Regions from separate parts of the Homo sapiens genome. Here all the other regions are linked to region 1. The links are chromatin contacts, found by Hi-C or POLR2A ChIA-PET in ENCODE. All regions are on one chromosome and are shown on one strand. The core of a region is the stretch at or near the end of the contact, and the rest is flanking DNA. Distances in the headings are between cores, read along the strand shown. Region 1 holds the start of SLC35D3 (solute carrier family 35 member D3). Region 2 holds the start of IL20RA (interleukin 20 receptor subunit alpha). Region 3 holds the start of NHEG1 (neuroblastoma highly expressed DDX5 stabilizing lncRNA 1).

The links. Hi-C counts contacts between places; a loop is a spot of excess contacts on that map. ChIA-PET counts read pairs that join two places held with the same protein, here RNA polymerase II (POLR2A). Pooled maps may share reads with other maps.
Region 2: a loop to region 1 is called in a pooled map, with 2.2 times the contacts of the local background. The contact joins the promoter of IL20RA here to the promoter of SLC35D3 in region 1. A Hi-C loop is called at or near these places in 1 of 50 pooled maps. POLR2A ChIA-PET finds 5 or more read pairs at or near these places in 3 of 52 experiments (H1, SK-N-SH and activated CD4-positive, alpha-beta T cell).
Region 3: POLR2A ChIA-PET joins it to region 1 with 48 read pairs in SK-N-SH. The contact joins the promoter of NHEG1 here to the promoter of SLC35D3 in region 1. POLR2A ChIA-PET finds 5 or more read pairs at or near these places in 2 of 52 experiments (SK-N-SH and WTC11).

The regions. Positions count from the first base shown.
Region 1 is chr6:136,920,578-136,924,815 of GRCh38, reverse strand. It overlaps SLC35D3 (solute carrier family 35 member D3), which reads right to left and starts at 2,515. Exons shown (of 2, transcript NM_001008783.3): 1 at 1,949-2,515; 2 at 1-931. The coding sequence starts at 2,387. The coding sequence ends at 120. RefSeq lists an enhancer at 2,987-3,493.
Region 2 is chr6:137,042,585-137,046,822 of GRCh38, reverse strand. It overlaps IL20RA (interleukin 20 receptor subunit alpha), which reads left to right and starts at 1,858. Exons shown (of 7, transcript NM_014432.4): 1 at 1,858-2,182. The coding sequence starts at 2,095. RefSeq lists silencers at 2,046-2,105, 2,136-2,245, 2,316-2,365.
Region 3 is chr6:136,991,400-136,995,637 of GRCh38, reverse strand. NHEG1 (neuroblastoma highly expressed DDX5 stabilizing lncRNA 1) reads left to right here and starts at 2,407. Exons shown (of 3, transcript NR_027994.1): 1 at 2,407-2,464.

The sequences.
Region 1 (4,238 bases), core at 1,266-3,765:
TTCTTTTCTTCCCTTCCCCACTCCTCAAAGAATAAAACGGGGAGGCCTCTCATTAAAACACGTCATTTCTAACATATAAAATAAGTGTATGCACATAGGTACGTACATGCACCTCCTTCTCAAGGACTGGGTAACTCCTCGTTTTCTATCAAATAATCCTTCTTCATATACCTGGTTCCCCTAACCAACCTCCATACCTCGAGGTAAGCATCTTTTAACGACCTCCTGCTCCCTTCTTCAGAGCTCCCAGCCACCAGCGGGACTCCTCGGGGGCTGCCCCTGACCTCTTGCCTGCTCTCCTGAGCGGGGCCACCTGCTGCCTCCCCACCTTCTGACCGGCCATTTCCTCCCTCCCCGGGCAGCTCCTCCATCACGAACGGCAGCTGGTCTCCACTTAGCTGCGCCTCCTCTCCCCGAGGCTGGGCCTCCAGGTCCTCGTAGTTGCTTTGCTTTCTGGTCTCCATGAACTTGGCCACACAGTAAATGATAGAGCCCAGGGTGTTCACCACCACGCCGGCAATGAACAGAGAGGTGGGCTCCACGTCGCTGAAGGCCACCATGCCCACCGTGATGGTGGCGATGCTCTTCACCACACCCACGAAGCTGGTGGTCACGGCCGAATTGATGTAGGTGCAGTGCAGCGTGGTGAAGTTCATGGCGCAGCCGATCAGGATGCAGGCCACGAAGATGCAGACCATGGCCGGGTCCTTCCAGCCCGGGAAGGTCCAGGCGTGGATGGAGTCGGTGCTGGCGAAGGAGCAGATGACCAGCAGCGGGGTGGCAGAGACGGCGATGACGTACTGCGCGGTGAGCGGCCCGTGCTCGGTGTCTGCGCTGGCCTTCTGGATGAGCACCAGGTAGGCAGCGTGCACCAGCACCGCCAGCACTCCCGTGACGTACCCGATGGGGTCGCCCGTCAGGTCGCCGGCTCCTGCGGCGCACGAGGAGGACGGCCGAGCCCGGGCGGGAAGGAAAAAGAGAGAAGACAGCAGGTTGGCGTGGGCGGGGACCCACGGGGAAAACGCGTCGGGTAGGAAAGGAGACTGGGTTCGCGCCCCAGCTCTGCCCACCGGATTCCTGAGTGACAGACGCCCGCCGTCCCTCGGCCACCCGTGTCAAATGCGACAGCCAAACTCAGTGCTCAGAGCGCCTTCCCGCCATATCCCCGGGTCACTCCATCTTCCTCTGTCCAAGACAAAGGCCCCGGAGAGCGCAGATGCCCTCGGGGCAGGTGCTGTGGCTTCCCCGAGCTGGCACCGAGGTCACTTGGGCGCGTGGTACCTGCACCCCGGAGCCCCTGCCCCGTGGGGCACCAAAGGGAGAGGGAGCCCCAGCCAGTGGCCTGCAACCCGGAGCGGGCCAGGCGCGGGGGAGAACGCCTGTTCTGGCCCCCAGTGAAGCTTCCCCCTGCCCAGGCTCTCGTCTCGCTCAGCACCTGGGTCGTCTGCCCCAGGGCCGCAGCCCCCTGCGCAGCACGAGACACCCCGCAGTAGCCCCGGGAACCCTCAGCTTCGCCCCCATCCCCCACCTCCATTCCAGCCCCTCGTGACCCAAGGAAGTTCACGGCCCCCTCCTTCCGGCTTGGTCCAGGCTTGGAGGACTCCAGCTCCCAGGCTCAGGCGGCCCTCCCACCTCTCCCGGAGAATGGGGTGACAGGGGAAGACCAGGAGAGGGGGCGACAGGAAGGGCGATGCCGGGTGAAGCATGGGCGAGGGTCGGAAGCCAGGACATTAGGGGGCAGGGGGACTTGGTGGGGCGCTGGGGAGCTCTCTGGGTCTCGGAAGTCCCTTTTGCGAGCTGAGCGACCACTCTCAAAGCTCTCCGGCTCTCTCTGCCTCAGTCTCCCCATCTGGAAGTGAGGTCGTTGAACTCAGTGATCCCCGCGGTCTCTGCCCGACGGAGCGGGGTGGGTGGGGTCGGCTGGGGGTCGGCGCGGGGGCCCGCTCACCTGCCAGGGCGGCGCCGCAGGTGGTGATGAGCACCGCCGCCAGCACCCCTGGCGAGGGCGCGCCGTTCTTGAGCACCAGGACGCCGATGAGCATGGTGACCAGGGGCAGGCAGCGCTTGAAGACCACGTACATGGGCAGGCTGAGGCCGCGCAGGGACCAGAGCGTGAGGCTGGACTGCAGCGTGGAGAGCACCGCGACCCCCGCGAAGGAGCGCGCCAGGCTCAGACCGAAGGGGGGCACGGCGATGAGCCCGAGGCGCCGCAGCAGCTCCAGGCTCAGCGCCGCGGTGGAGCTGGTCAGGCACTGCACCAGGGTCAGGAAGGAGAACTGGTAGCGGCTGATGAGGAACTTGAGCAAGATGTTGAGGGAGCCCGAGAAGACCCCGTGCGCGATGGCCACCGAGATGCCCAGCACGCGGCCCCGGCACAGCTGCCGCATCGCGCCGGCCTCGCCGCACCCAGCGGTGGCGGAGCTCCGCGACCTGCGCGCGAGGAGCCGGGAGCAGCGGAGTGAGGGCGGCGGGGGCGCCCGCCCAGCGCGGCGGCGAAGGGCAGGGGGCGCCGGCTCGGCTGCAGAGGGCAGCTCCGGCCAGGCGTTCTTGCGGTTAGGCAGCTCTGCGTCCGACTGCCCCGCAGCTCCGGGGAGGCAGTGACGAGGGCGGGGGACTCCGAAAAGTGGCAGAGGTGGCGGGGGGGCCGGTCTGAGAGGAGTGGCGGGAATCCTAGCGACAGCTATTTGTAAGTGGGTGATGAGCCGCGGTGGGTTGTGTCCCGCGCGGTTTCACCGTCAGGGAAGACGCTCTGCGGAGGGAAGCGGGCGGCTGGGCGCCCCGGGGCGGCTGCCGCAGGGCGGGACGGGGGCTCTTGGGGCGCGGCGCCCCTCTCCCCCCACAGAGCCAGCGGCTCTCGCTTGCCCCTTCCTCCTGGCCGAGGGGCTTGGGTTGGAGGGATCGGGACACAGCTAAAGATTTTAGAAACAGCGCATCAGGATCGAGCGCCGTTTATTGGTCGCAACAAGTGACGGCGCCCCCAGCCCCCTCGCCCCGGCGCTGCAGCGGCTTTTTCCACCCACTGTCCCTCCCGGTGCAGCGGCGGGACCTCGTCCAGCTGCCCGCCAGGGAAGCGAAAACCGTCGGTGCCGGCGGGCCCCCGAAGCTCCCGATCCCGGCGACGACGCCCGGGCATCGGAGGAGGAACCCGCGGCCCGGGGCGCTGTCCAGGGGGTGCCTCGGAGCCCGGAAGCTGGCTCCTTCCGGTGCCAGGCCACGCGCACCGCTCTCCGCACGCCTTCCAGAGAGGGTCCCGGGATTATGCGCGCGGCTCCGGGGAAGCTTTCAGGGGGTTCAGTGGTCTCGCCCAGCAGCGGGGCCTGGTGGCGGGGACACATTCGAACTGAGGCAAAGATGAAAATAAGCAAACGCGCAGAAACGAAGTCACTAACACGAGTAGCCACCACCAGGAACCGAGGAGCTCGGGGGCGACGCTTCCCGAAGCGTGGGAGGGGAGGCTGGCTGCGCTCGCAGAATGGGAGAGTAGAGGGGGAGGGGGCGGGAACCCGGGGCCCCTCACCCTGCAGGGAGACTCCGCGTGGCGTTCTCCGGATCCCAGGGAACTGATCCCAGGGAACCCTCACCCTGCGGGACCGTCGTGGGTTGCTTTCGGAAGCAGGACAACCGGCAGGCGGAGGGCGGGGAGAGTCACCACCTCCCTGGGCCAGGGTTCACACCTTTGCACCACAGGACTTGTGAACTGTGTGTTTCCTATATGACTAAGAGAAAAAGGGAATTCTAATTTTGGAGAGGGAGTAAGGCTTCGGTAACTCTTTGTTCTGAATTCAGTTCCCTGGAAAGTAACTCGCGCGGACCTGTAGTTAAATCAGCAGCAGCCAAGGGTTTCGCTCAGCCGAGGTAACCGTTAAGCGCCAGACAGTTTGGTTTTCAGGCGATTTGAAATTTGTGGCCTTGGCCAGGGTTTGGCTATAAGGGAAAGGTTCGAGATCGCTGCGCTCCAGCACCCCTTTCGTTCACCACCAGCAGTTTATTTCTCTTAGCCCCGGGAATCGTAACCTCCTAACCTTTTAGCGCTGCATCACGTTGCCTTAATAGACAGGATCCATTTCTCTCGTGGTTCTTCTGTTTTCTGCCTCTTACTTCCACCTCTGTGCTGAACGCGACACTTCAGCCAAAGTGCTGAAGTCGTGATTTACCGCAACAGAGGAAGAAAAAAAAATTACAGCAGGGATCAGCAGCATCACAGCAGCCCTTCATTTGGGCCAGCATTTGGGGCTCTG
Region 2 (4,238 bases), core at 609-3,108, 120 kb before region 1:
TCTAATTTGAGTGTCGTTTCCCTTTATTGGAGCATTTGAAAACAGACATTTAAGGGCAAAAGAGATGGAACACATCTGAGGTAAATCGTGTATCTATCTTCAGGCTGTGCCCAACCTTTAGAACCACCTAGAAAGGTACAAAGCTGAGAGCCTCTCTCAGATTTTTCATATAGTATTTCAAGACTCACCTCTTAATTGCACCCTTCCCCCCTCCCATTATAAAGAGCATGGAACCTAGGACCCACCGCCTTGTGTGGAAGTCCACACACCACTGGTCACAGGCCACTCACAGGTTTGGGGGACTTCATGATGATTCCTAGACTTTCTGAGTTTCCCTTGCCTCATCTGAAAAAAGGGCCAGGACCTAACTGCAGGTTGTGAGAGTTGAATGAAATCAAATAACAACTTTTCAGTCAGTGACAGACTGCATATACAAAGGTGGTCTCATACGATTATAATAGAGCTGAAAAAATTCCTATTGTCTCTAAAGACCTTCCAGGAGGACAGGATGTGAGGTGGCATCAGTGGCACTGACAATCCTGACCCTGTGCAGGCCTAGGCTAATGTGTGTGGTTGTGCCTTAGTTTATAACAAAAAAGTTTAAAAAGTAAAGAAAAAATAAAGAAAAAGAAAAATTTAAAAATAGAAAAAGCTTATAGAAAGAATACAAAGAAAAAATATTTTCATACTGCTGCACAATGTGTTTGTGTTTTAAGTCAAACGTTATTACAAGTCAAAAAGTTTAGGTCGGGTGTCGTGGTTCACGCCTGTAATCCCAGCACTTTGGGAGGCCAAGGAGGGTAGATCACCGGAGGTCAGGAGCTCGAGACCGGCCTGGCCAACATGGCGAAACCCAGTCTGTACTAAAAATACAAACAAATTAGCCGGGCGTGGGGGCACACACATGTAATCCCAGCTACTCTGGAGGGTGAGACAGGACAATCATCAAAACCGGAAGGCAGAGGTTGCAGTGAGCCGAGATCGCACCACTGCACTCCAGCCTGGGCTACAGAGCAATGCTCCATCTCAAAAATAAATAAATAAATAAAGTTTAAAAGATTTAAAAGTAGAAAGTAAAAAATCATAGTAAGCTAAGGTTAATTTATTATTATTGAAGAAATAATTTTTTAATAAATTTAGCATAGCCTAAGTGTAATACAGTGTTTATACAGCCTATAGTAGTACACAGTGATGTCCTAGGCCTTCACATTGACTCACCACTCACAGACTCAGCCAGAGCGACTTCCAGTCCTGCAAGCTCCATTCATGGAAAGTGCCCTATACAGGTGTACCATTTTTAAAATCTTTCATACTGTACTTTTGCTGTACCTTTTCTACGTTCAGACATGTTTAGATACACAAATATTTACCATTGTGTTACAATTGCTTGCAGTATTCAGTATGGTCACTTGCCGTACAGGTTTGTAGCCTAGGAGCAAACAACAGCCTGTACCATATAGCGTAGGCGTGTAAGAGGCTATACCATATAGGTGTGAGTACACTCTAAGATGTTCACACAAGAAACTCGCCTAAGACATTTCTCAGGAGGTAATCCTGTCATCTTAAATGATGCATGACTGTAAGATCTACGGCTGAGTGCCTAACTGTATATCGAGAAATAACGCTCTATTTCATCCGTCTTCCGATATTGAACTTTAACTGACCATCAGACCGGCCTGAATACCAGAATCTCTTTGCAATGCACTCGCCTCGCTCATTACCAGAAGGAGGTTTTACCTGCCTAGTGACCTGGTTGGTCTGGGCATGAACCCCGAGAGGTGGAAACTCTCAGACTCTCAGGACTGACAGCCGAGTGGCTGGGGACTATAAATCCGCGAGAACTGCCCTCGCGCTGCCATCCAGCTGGGTAGCCGGGGGAGCGCGCGTGGGGGCTCCGCGAGTCGCTCGCCCTTGGTTTCTGGGGAAGCCTGGGGGACGCGGCTGTGGCGGAGGCGCCCTGGGACTCAGGTCGCCTGGAGCGTGGCACGCAGAGCCCCAGGCGCGGAGCTGAGGCCGCGCGGCCGCGCTTGGCCCCAGCGGGCGTGGGACTGAGCAGTCTGCTGCCCCCCGACATGTGACCCAGCCCCGCCGCCCATGCGGGCTCCCGGCCGCCCGGCCCTGCGGCCGCTGCCGCTGCCGCCGCTGCTGCTGTTGCTCCTGGCGGCGCCTTGGGGACGGGCAGGTAGGTGGGTCGCGCCGCCAGGTGCGGGTCGGGGATGCCTCCAGGCCGGGGCCCCGCCAGGCAGAGCTCGAGGCCGAGCTCTCCCCTCCTGCCCGCCGGCCAGGTTTCGCTTTCGGGCGGGCAGAGGACGAGGTGCGCGGAGGCCGGAGCTTCCAGCCCCGGGGCTGCAGGGAGCCCGGGGGACACTCGCCGTCGCCTCGCGCACCTTGGCTCGGGGTCAAGTTTGCAGGACTCCGCGCTCCGCACTTTCGGTCTCGAGAATTGAGGTGGGGTGGGGGGAGTTCGGTGGGGGGTGCGCTCTGCGCGGTGCCCACAGCCTATGACTTGCGGTCGGGGACGGTTACCATGCGGGGCCCCTCGCCGGCCAGTCCCAGGTTCCCGCCACCACCGCCGCGGCCGCGCGGAGGGGCCCCTGTGGATGCCGCGTCTCGGCCGCCGGGCCCCGCAGTCCTGCAAGCCGCGCGTCGCGAGATCCGCGCTTTAAAAGCCAAACTCCCCGAAAGGGTCAGCCCCGAAGGAACATGATCCAGAAAGACGCAGCTTCTTAAAGTAAGCTCCCCCTGTCCTGGGTACGCCGTTGTTTCCTTTGCAGTTATGACCATGTACAGATAGTGCTCTTTGATTTTTCAGAAATAACAAAACTTTTAACTCGTTTACGACATAAGGTAACTGAAGAGCTCTTTCGTTTTGTTTGGTTTTTAAGTTTAAATTCTCTACCAATTGGAATCCAGTAAACCAGAATGATTCATTAACCTGATTGCTTTTTTTCCCTGTATTTCTCGTACATGAGAAAAAGATTTTTTAAAAAAACAAAAAAGATATCCGGGATCCCTTTTTAAAAAAATTATTTTAAAAAACAACAACAAAGCTTCTCCAAATACTGTGCTTTGTAGACACTTCGTTCAGGCCCCGCTGTCTTTTAACCCAGAACTGAACAGTAAGAGTGAATGCAGGAAGAAAGTTGACGGTGAATCTGGAGTCCTTGGTAGTTAAAGAAAAAGTTAAATTCAATATAGTTACAACAATAAGAAAAGTATGCACACAGATCTTGGAGAGATTTTGAACGATAGCTATTATACATAAAATATTTTATCTTTTAAATTTATCAGAAATTATAGTTATTTTTCCTTTTAATATTCCCGGGTAGACTGAATGGGAAGAAACGACTGACGTGCAAATATTGAGCCTTCAACTAACAGACAGAAATTTGTTTTTATTTTTAATCGAAGAGAGAAGCTGGGCGCTGTGGCTCACACCTGTAATCCTAACACTTTGAGAGACAGAGACATAGGCAGGAGGATGGCTTGAGGTCAGGAGTTTCAGACCAGCCTGGGCAACATACGGAGACCCCTGTCTATACTAAACATTAAAAAAATAAAAATAAAAAACTAGCCAGACGTGGTGGCAAAAACCTGTAGTCCTAGCTACTCCGTGTGCCCAGGAGTTCCAGACTGCAGTGAGTTATGATCACGCCACTGCACTCCAGTCTGGCCAAGGGTGAGACCCTGTCTTTGGGGAAAAAACCAAAAACAAAGAAAGTGAGAGAGAGAAATAAAATTGTTGGGTGCTGACATTACCAGGTAGTAATGTTCTTGACTTCAAAATAAAATTTACAAAACAAAACAGTAAGAAATCTTTTCTGACCCAAGAGACCTTGATACTACTTTCTTAGCTCTTCTTAGGGTATTCCCGTCCTCTCCTGGGTCTTTGGGCTAAGGTCTAAGGACTGCTGGGAAGACCACCTTAGAAGATGTATGTAGTTACCTGGATACTACCTGCTCGTAATTGAAGGATTATCTACAATGTCTTCTGTACAACGTGGGCTTACTAAGGTTCTATGACTTTGCCACTCTCAGGTAGATTAATGCTTTAATGCTCTCATTTTTTAAACTTCTAAAAATTTTCGTCTCACAGCTCAGTGCCATATCAGGCTGTAAAATACCAAAACATCCAAAGAGGAAAAAAAAAACTCAGCATGTCATGAACCTTGTAGGGAAATCTTGGTATTTCATTTCAGATAAAGTTGTAATGGAATTCAAAATGTCTATGCGGCTCC
Region 3 (4,238 bases), core at 1,158-3,657, 71 kb before region 1:
TTTAGACTGAGCATGTATAGTATACATGCCCTAATGTATGTCTATTTAATTAAGCAAAACAACAATGGAATTCCAAAGCCCCTGAATTTTAGTGTCATACTCATGGGTTCCATAATCAGTATTAGCTTTGTGACATTGGTCAAGGCATTTGAAATTATGAAAACTGTCATACATTTTCCCTTGGAATTCACAAACAAGTATATTAATGGTCATATTCTGTTTATAAAAGCTCTTAGTTTGCAAACTTTTTACTAAGTCTAAAATTCTGAACAGGAAAGAGCCATTGACAGATTAGGTTCTATGCAGAAGGGCATGACCTTAAAACCTTAGCTTTACTGAGAACTGTCATTATTCAAAATAAACAAATACCTGAACTCTGGTAGGAAATGAGGAGGACACGTGATTCACACAAACTTCTGAAATGCAAGCACCTTTTTCTTATTCACAGGTAATATGCATTAATAAGTAATAAGATCTCAGGCAGGCAAACAGGTTGTCCCACTGATAAAAATTACGTAGTGTAAACAAATCCCTCTTTTAAGAACCAGCTACTAGTTTATCTCTGTTAGCTGATTTTAGCATGCAGGGAAGAAGGGTTAGGATTTTTCAAACGCTCTGTCTTTACACTTCAGCTGATTGTTCCTTTCTGTAATAAGCTTGCCTTGGTTACAATCGCTTAGTGACCATTAGCAAATAGAATGTGTTTGCTTTTCCTAAGGTCCATGTTTCCTGCCAGCTTGTTGCCACCAGCTTCCAAAATAAAATATTGTGAAATTACAGATTGAAACAACACTTTCACGTAGAAGCATCTTTAGTCGAGGCATCATGAGGAACTTTAAACATTTAACCTCTGGGAGAAAAAAAGAGTATAAACATATAAACAGAAGTATAGATAAGACATTCATATAAACAGAATTATAGTTAAGTATAATTAAGGTGTTTCTTGACTGGGCACAGTGGCTCATGCCTGCAATCCTAGCACTTTGGGAGGCCTGAGGCGGGAGGATCACTTGAGCCTAGGAGTTCGAGACCAGCCTGGGCAACTAACAAGACCCTGTCTCTACTTAAAATTCAAAAACATTAACCTGTGTTAATGTTTTTGGTGTGGTGACAAGTATCTGCGGTCCCAGCTACTCAAGAGGCCAAGGCAGCAGGATGGCTTGAGCCCAGGGGTCAAGGCTGCAGTGAGCCGTGATGGCGCCAATGCATTCCAACCTAGGCAGCAAAGCAAGACCCTGTCTCAAAAAAAAAGTTTCTTGTTAGCAACCCACATCAACTAAACCCTAGGCTCAAATACCAGGAGTGTTGTGTTCATTTTGAGCAGCACCTTTAACAAGGGCTTTAGCCAACCAGAAAACAACTTTAAAAAGTCTCAAAGCCAAGACTTAAGGGGAAGTGCAGAGAGAAAGAATCCAGGACTTAGTGAACCCCTGGTAACCATATGCAAAGGACTTTCTTGCAAACGAGGACATTAGATATATATGTCTGTTGCTTCAGAGAATAAAATTAGGACACATATTTGGGAGTCTCTGGAAGACAGAGTTCAGTTCTGAGTAAGGGAGGGTCTTCTATAATTAAGTGGCAGCTCCGAGGTACTGAGTTTCCTGTCACTGGAAAGGTTCAAGTACAGGCTGGTTTCTGCTACAGCTTTTGTAGACGGATTCCTCCACAGGGTTGGGATTTGGGATAGATGAGATCTAAGGTCCCTTTCACTTCTAAATGCCTAATATGAAATATGAAAAAACAATATTTGAAATCTTTTTTTTTTTTTTTTGAGACGGAGTCTCACTATGTCACCCAGGCTGCAGTGCAGTGGCGCGATCTCGGCTCACTGCAACCTCCACCTCCCATGTTCAAGCGATTCTCCTGCCTCAGCCTCCCGAGTAGCTGGGACTATAGGTTAATACCACCACACCCGGCTAATGTTTTCTATTTTTAGTAGAGACAGGGCTTCACCGTGTTAGCCAGGTTAGTCTCGATCTCCTGACCTCATGATCCGCCTGCCTCGGCCTCCCAAAGTGCTGGGATTACAGGCATGAGCCACTGCACCCGCCCTGAAATTACTTTTCTTTCCTTTCCTTTTTCTTCCACACAATTGACTAGCTTGCAACTCATTCTCTATTTTTCAAATACTGCCATAGACATGCCCTTTGTGTACAGCGAAGAGGAGCCAAGTAATACTCATCTGATATAGTTTGGCTGTGTCCCCATTCAAATCTCAACTTCAATTGTATCTCCCAGAATTCCCATGTGTTGTGGGAAGGACCCGGGGGAGGTAATTGAATTATGGGGGCTGGTCCTTTCCGTGCTATTCTCGTGATAGTGAATAAGTCTCTTGAGATCTGATGGGTTTATCAGGGGTTTCCACTTTTGCTTCCTCCTCATTTTTCTCTTGCTACCACCATGTAAGAAGTGTCTTTCGCCTCCTGCCATGATTCTGAGGTCTCCCCAGCCATGTGGAACTGTAAGTACAATTAAACCTCTTTTTGGGTATGTCTTTATCAGCAGCGTAAAAACAGACAAATATACCATCCTTGAATGGGACACACAGGAGCCCAGAAGTTCCTCCCTGAGGAGTCAGCACCAGACTGACACCTCTGAGTTCTCATCCTTACAAAAAATAAGTTCCAGTCTAGAAATGTCATCTTCCCCTCTCCCTTCTTCATGGCCATGATGCTTAAGCAAGTCCTTTTTACCTCCTTCTTTTTTCCTTAATGAAGTTTTTGGGTTGCCAGAAAAGGAAATACTGTACAAATGAGACTCAAAAGCTAACTTATTTCCGTAAATCTCTTTCTGACTCCTAGATATGTTCCCAGTACCTGAAACAGTACTGATCATATAGTAGTTACTCAATGAAATATTTGCTGATAGAATGTTTCAATAAAGGAATCTTTAAATTTATATTAATTAGTCCTCAAAGATAGACCCACACAATAGTTAACTGATCTCTGACAAAGGCCCAAGGCAATTCGATGGAGAAAGGGTTGAGCATTCACCAAATGGTGCTGGAACAATTGGATAGATAATGCCAAAAAAAAAAAAAAAAGAATATAGACAAAGACCTACCTTTCACAAAAATTAACTCAAAATAGATCACAGACTAAATGTGAAGTTCAAAACTATAAAACTTCCAAAAGAAAAACATATAGCAGAAAATCTAAATGATCTTGGGTTGGCAATGAGTTGTTAGTTACAACACCAAATACATTATCCAAAACGCGGTTCTGGCCAAAGGAAGAGCAAGTGCTCAGTCTCTGAGATGCACATGCACTTGTACTTTGAAGAGAAGGTCAGAAAGCAGGCAGCTGATCATAGAGAGGCAGGAGGAGCCTGGGAGAAGATCTGGGCAGGAGGCAGACAGAGGCCAGATCACAGAAGCCTGATGGTTCCTGTAAGGAGTTTGAGTCACACTTTAATGGCAATGGGGAGCCACTAGAGAGTTTTAAGCAGGAAACCGATATGACTTGATACAGTTAATAAATGTCTATTCAATCTAAATCTGAATGACCCTTTGATGGTGGCTCAGTGGGCACCTTCAACTTTTGAAGAGAGAATATGAAAGAAGAAAATGAGTTCTTTTGTTTGGGAGGTGGGGTTGGTTTTGTTTTTTATTTTTATTTGTTTTTGTTTTGCTGGGAGTTTGGAATAAAGCATTGAGTCTGGGGAATACTAACTTTAAGATACTTGCACTATTATCATGGGAAGATGCCAAGGAATATATGGGAATACACATCAAAAAAATGGGGGAAAGGATAGCTCTTAAGGATGAATCATTCTCATAAATAGAATCAGAGGACAAACTAGCTAAGGGAGAGCATAGACTACAAAGAAGGGTAGTCAAGAATAGAATTCTGCCTAGATTTGTGAGCATTTAAAGAGAAGGCAGAGGAAGGATGTTGAAAGATAAGGGGAAATGTGGAAATCATAAAGGCCACTTTGGCCAAGCTCCATATAGTCTCTAGTAAAGGAATAGAAAACCCAAAGTGAGAAATTTTCAGAGAGATTGTAACTAGAATGAAGACTCGAGTCAGAGGAACTAATATGAAGAACCCAGTAGAGGCAATACTATCTTCTGTATCAGCAAAATCAGCTCCCATTGAAGGCAGCAGGTTGAAGCCATAAGTAAAAGCTCTGGTCAAAATGAAATTGGGTCCCAGAAAATTTATCTTATAAAAATAATTGGGCAAATGCACAAGAATATAAGATGTTCATTGCTGTATTTCCAATTGCAAAAATTT